2 separate regions of the Homo sapiens genome follow, and region 1 is linked to region 2. A link is a loop called in an ENCODE intact Hi-C map of the cell type or tissue named here. Cell type or tissue: sigmoid colon. All regions are shown on one strand. Each heading gives the region's core, and the rest is flanking DNA. Links, peaks and the distances in the headings are about the cores only. Region 1 overlaps USP11 (ubiquitin specific peptidase 11). Region 2 has its middle 8.4 kb from the start of ZNF157.

What was found. Peaks named below come from ENCODE experiments on the same cell type or tissue, not always from the same donor. Only the 100,000 strongest peaks of a DNase experiment are listed, where the experiment ranks them.
Region 1: it touches region 2 in a loop (4-fold over the local background); 16 of 110 quality-filtered maps call a loop at or near these places.

What each region holds. Positions count from the first base shown.
Region 1 is chrX:47,236,166-47,239,085 of GRCh38, reverse strand. It overlaps USP11 (ubiquitin specific peptidase 11), which reads right to left. Exons shown (of 21, transcript NM_001371072.1): 2 at 1-16. Among named protein-coding and RNA genes, the nearest start is that of USP11, 4.6 kb to the right of the region's middle. In sigmoid colon, for the core only: no CTCF peak of the experiment used is centred there; no DNase peak of the experiment used is centred there.
Region 2 is chrX:47,360,750-47,363,669 of GRCh38, reverse strand. No RefSeq gene overlaps it. Among named protein-coding and RNA genes, the nearest start is that of ZNF157, 8.4 kb to the left of the region's middle. RefSeq lists an enhancer at 1,595-1,794. In sigmoid colon, for the core only: no CTCF peak of the experiment used is centred there; DNase peaks (open chromatin) are centred at 1,389 and 1,819; H3K4me3 peaks cover 770 bases; H3K27ac peaks cover 634 bases.

The sequences.
Region 1 (2,920 bases), core at 149-2,648, 120 kb after region 2:
CTTCTCCACAAGGAACCTGGGGCCCAGACAGGTAACAAGGGTGTTACATGGGTAGCTGAGGGTTAGCTATACAACTTCCCATGCCCAACAGACTGAAAGTATTGACACATTATAATTTAAGATGAAAAGTTTCAGCATCATATAAAAATAAATTCGAAGCAAAATTTATTCAGTGAAACTCAGATTTGTATGTTAGATAACTTCTTAGTATTAAAAAAGAAATCTGATTAAAAACAGAAAATGTGGTTAACAATGGCAAACAAACCAACAAAAAATCCATACTTATAGTGCTAGGAAACATGAGGTTTTATTATAGAATAAAAGATGATTCATTTGAATTAGTCTGTGGGATAACCCAGTTAAGTTAGGCTCAAGATATGTGCCATCTGCAGCTAATTTTATAAGGCTTTAGCCATTCATTATGTGTTTGTTTCTAAAGGATCTATCAATGGAAGCATAATTCTTCAGCTAAGAACTAGATTTGATAAATGGTGAAAAATCTGCTTTTAAAAGGAGCAAAGAATTTAAAATGCTAAAAAGAATCATAAGGTTTTCCTTCAAAAACTGCATACTGAAAAAAAAAAAAAAAAAAAAAAAAGACCGGGCACAGTGGCTCACGCCAGTAATCCCAGCACTTTGGGAGGTCAAGACGGGTGGATCACCTGAGGTCAGGAGTTCAAGACCAGCCTGGCTGACATGGTGAAACCGTCTCTACTAAAAAATACAACAAATTAGCCAGGTGTGCTGGCACGTGCCTGTAATCCCAGCTACTTGGGAGGCAGAGGCATGAGAATCACTTGAACCCTGGAGGCAGAGGTTGCAGTGAGCCGAGACTGCATCACTGCACTCCAGCCTGTGCGACAGAGTGACTCCATCTCAAAAAAAAAAAAAAAAAAAAGAACTGCATATTGCTATTGTTCATCATTTTTTAATTTAGAATTTACTTTGGCTTTATAGTAAATTCCTGAGCTTATGGTTCTCTTAAAAACTGTGATAAAAACATGTAACATAAAACTTACCATCAAGCATTTTTCAGTATACAGTTCAACTAGCTCTCTTTTAAAGGTGAAACTTATATGTACTACAAGGATAACCATTTAGAACTATATTGAAATCTACCTTTGTGAGAAATCCTGAAGTTTGGAAAATACTTGACATATAATAAGTGCTAAATGAATTTTAGCTGTCATTGTTCTGACAGCTTGGACTTCAGGACTTGGACATAAAAGCTCACAGACATAAACCTCCTCCTGCCTAAACACACACACACACACACACACACACACACACACACACACATACACACACACCTGTTCTGCTGTGGCATTTCTGACACATAAAAGGCTATCCCAAATACTGAGCAGCCTCAAATAAATGCTTTTTAAAAAATAACCAAATTTGATGAAATGCACATAACATTATATTGGCTGGTTTTCAAGCAATTTAACCTCATTATTATTATTATCATTTTTTGAGACAGAGTCTTGCTCTGTCGCCCAGGCTGGAGTGCAGTGGCACAATCTCAGCTCACTGCGACCTTTGCCTGCCGGGTTCAAGCGATTCTCCCAATTTAACCTCATCAATGTGATTCTTTAAAATGTCAACTTTCCCTTGTTCATGAAAGGATCAGAGAGGTGGGAGGATGGAGGGACAGACAAATCTTGGAATAGTCACAAGTCACCTAGATAGGCAAACATTTCTGTGGGTTTTTTGTTGGTTTTGTTTTTTTGCTGCACTGACCCCCACAGACCCTGCCCCATATCACTCACACCAGGGAAACAAACCCTTCTGTGCCGGTGGCTCAATGCTCAGACCCAACCCTGCACCCCACACACCACCATCCACCCTTTGTGGCTTTACTTGCCTCCATAGCCAGTCTATGAAGTTAATTTGTTCAGTAAAGCTATAGTTAACAGTACCTTCCAATGCAAAGGTAGGCACTGCTCAACTTCTTTTTAAGAGCAGATTTTGAACAAAAAATAACATTAAAATCACGCTGTAGAGTGGTAAGCAAAACTTCCAGACCTGGTCACAGGCTGAACTTCTATAGATTTCATAGAGGACTGACATTTTACATAATTTTTCACAGAAAATTATTACCATATTGCTTCAAGTCAAAGACACTTTAAAAAAATCATTGTTAACATCTCTGAAATCAGGATGTCTCACAATCTCTGTCAGGCCAGGTGGCAGTCACAACAAAGGTGTCATGGTCTGTATCAATAACACCCAAATTATTATATTTACAGCTGGGTATTCAATTTTTTGGATGCTATCATAAATGGTATCATAAATTTTAATTTTCTAGTTTCTTGCTGCCAGTATATACAGGTACAACTGATCTTGCTAAAGTCACTTAGGTTTATTCGTGCTTCCTCAAATTTGTTGAAATGATATGAAATATGTGCTTATGGAAAAAAGTTGCTAAACAATTCTTTATTTTCTGTCTTCTAGTTTTCTCTTGTGTCTGATTTGTGTTTGAAGATGGTTCATCCCACAAAAGGAAAAAGTGAAAATTTCCAAGGAGGCTATATTATTACAGATTTGAATTTGCCTTAAAATACAAGCTTCTCCCAGAAATTAAATCAGTTGTGATGACCAAATTAATTAACTACCCTCACCCAAATCTGCCAGCTGACAAAAGACAGAAGGTGCAAATATTAATACTGATACAAGATATATGATTTGGGGTTAGTCCATGACTTCAAAATGCTTTATAAACACATATATCCTGGCCACTTAAGCAAACCCCTGTAAAATGGAAAATGGACAGCAATAAAGAACCTTGAGATGCTTTGCTCTTACTAGAGAAGCATTAACAAAGTGGAGTTTAGCAAAAATGCTTCATGATAATACCCATGACAGCAGAGACAAACCGGCTTCAACACTGAACCAACACTGGTGTGGTAATTTTTTTAAT
Region 2 (2,920 bases), core at 106-2,605:
GATCTCCACTCACTGTGACCTCCGCCTCCCGGGTTCATGCGATTCTCCTGCCTCAGCCTCCCGAGTAGCTGGGATTACAGGCATGTGCCACCACACTCAGCTAATTTTTGTATTTTTAGTAGAGACAGGGTTTCATCAAGTTGGCCAGGCTGGTCTCCAACTGCTAACCTCAGGTGATCCAACTGCCTCAGCCTCCCAAAGTGCTGAGATTACAGGCGTGAGCCACTGCGCCCAGCTTCTTTTGTGTTTCTAAAGAAAAAGGACCCTAGGTCTGCTTCACAGTCTGAACCTAATGTTAATCCTTTTCCATACCAACCTCCTTTGCTTTGGGCTTGTCAAAACACTGCTTCATTTAAACTTTACCTAAACTCCACTCCTATATCCTATACTAATCCCATTTCTTCCTTTGTTCATTGACACTAAGGTGATCAACCAACTCTGTTTGCCCAGGAATAGGGTTTACTGGGACAAGGGCATTCAGTACTAAAAGCAGGAAAGTCCTGGGCAAACTGGAACAAGTTAAGTTACCTTAGGTGAGACATCCCCACAGTTCCTGTGGGGCGTGGTCTTCCTTGCCGCAGCAGGTTAATAAACCCATCTCTTTTGCGACTATGGATGTGACCTTGGTAGTCTTTATCAAGGTCATTAATGTTGGAAGAGTTCACAGAGGTGAAGTTTGAGATCAGTCCTAGTATGTATTGACGGTGGAAAAATGAATAGGCCTGATTCAGGCTTCAGGTCAGCGGGGTATTGCTGGGGGAATAGTTAAAGGCTGAATGCTAAGCTGCAGAAAGGCAGTGATGGTGGAAGAGTTATCAGAGCACTAGATTGAGGTCAGACTAAATACTGCTGGGAAGCCGGGCGTGGTGGCTCACGCCTGTAATCCCAGCACTTTGGGAGGCCGAAGCGGGCAGCCTGGCCAACATGGTGAAACCTTGTCTCTACCAAAAAAACAAAAATTAGCTGGGTGTGGTGGCTCACGCCTGTAATCTCAGCTACTCGGGAAGCTGAGACAGGAGAATCGCTTGAACCCGGGAGGCAGAGGTTGCAGTGAGCCGAGATCGCGCCACTGCACACCAGCCTGGGCGATAGAGCGAGACTGTCTCACCAAAAAAAAAAAAGATGGGGTTTAAAGTTGGTCCAGAAGTGGTGAAAATGTTAACAGGGGCCCAGATTTTAGATTTTGACAAGGGAGTTATTGACGGTGGATTAGATAACAAATGACCAAGTTCGAGGTCCAGCCAGATGAGCAGTGGTGGCAGCAGAGTTCATAGAAACCAGCAGTTTGAGATTTCTTGTCTAGACCAAATCTGGGGAGTTGTAGACAGATGGTGCAGCTGACCAGTGGCTGCATCGGGGAGGTGGGATCTGGTTCCTGGTGGCCAATGGGATGAAGTAGCAGCCTGTTCTAGGGAGAAGCCCCTGTTGCTATGTGCAGGGTGAAAGGGACCTGAGTTGCTATAAATAGTTAGCCAATGAATGCACGAGAAGATGGGCTTTAGTCTCTTCAGCCTATGGCAGTCATGGTAAACTGTTACTAGGTAGTAACTAACCCCGTTGCCATGTGAAGCGAGGCAGCCAAAGCCTAGCTTGAGAAGCTGTGGACAGAAGGCGCAGTTAGCTAATGGCTGAATATAAGAAACAGGCTCTGGTCTCCCAGGTCAATATGAGGCTGCCTGATCTGTAAATCAGCAGAAGTCCCCATTGTCCAGTGCAAGGAAGGGGCAGGACGGACATAGCCTGACGGGGAGGGTGCAGGTAAATAGCACAGCTGGAGGTATTTGAAGTGGGTGGGGGCACAGCCCGAGGTTGCTTTGGAGAGATGGTGCAGCTAGCCAATGGCTCTGTGTGGGAGGCAAGCTTTAGTCTCCATGGCCAATGAAATGCGAACATCCTTGTCACTAGGCGAAATAATTTTGCGGTTCAAATTACATCATTAAGAATGAAGCATCTTAATGCCTGAGAGACTAAATCACTTTGACACAGAACAGGAGCCTCAATTTCCAACCCAAGTGGAAGACAGGGAGGAGATGTAACATGAGAGGTTGCAGACAGATGACACAAAAAGGAAAAGAAATAAGTTAAATTAACTTTAATAACATACTTTGTTTGAACTACATTAACCAAACATTCTTATTTCAACAGGTAATAAATTTTTAAAATTACCTAGATATTTGGCATTCTTTTTGTGGTAATAACACTGTGAAATCAGATGTGTATTTTACACTGACAGCACATCTCAATTTTGAAAGCTAAATTTTCATCAGAAATACTTGATTTGTACTTAGATTTCACAAAATTTAGTTGAAAACATAGGTTAACATTCCTGGCGTGGTGGCACACGCCTGGAATCCCAGCACTTTGGAAGGCCGAGGTGGGTGGATCACCTGAGGTCAAGAGTTTGAGACCAGCCTGGCCAACATGGAGAAACCCCGTGTCTACTAAAAATACAAAAAATTAGCCGGGTGTGGTGGCATGTGCCTGGGAGGTTAAGGCAGGACAATCGCTTAAATCCGGGAGGTGGAGGTTGCGGTGAGCCAAGATCATGCCATTGTACTCTGGCCTGGCAACAAGAGCGAAACTCTCTCAAAAAACAAAAACAAAAATATTCACAAGTGGCCAGGCACAGTAGCTTATGCCTGTAATCCCAGTACTTTGGGAGGCCAAGGAGGGAGGATTGCTTAAGGCCAGCAGTTCCAGACTAGCCTGGGCAACACAGTGAGACCCTGTCTCTACAAAAACTAAACAAAATTAGCTAGTCATCGTGGTGCTCCCCTGTGGTTCCAGCTACTCAGGAGGCTGAGGAGGGGAGATGGCTTATGGCCAGAGGTTCCAGGCTGCAGTGAGCTATGATTGTGCCACCATACTCCAGCCTGGGCAACAAAGAAAGATCCTGTCTCTAGAAATAAATAAACAAACA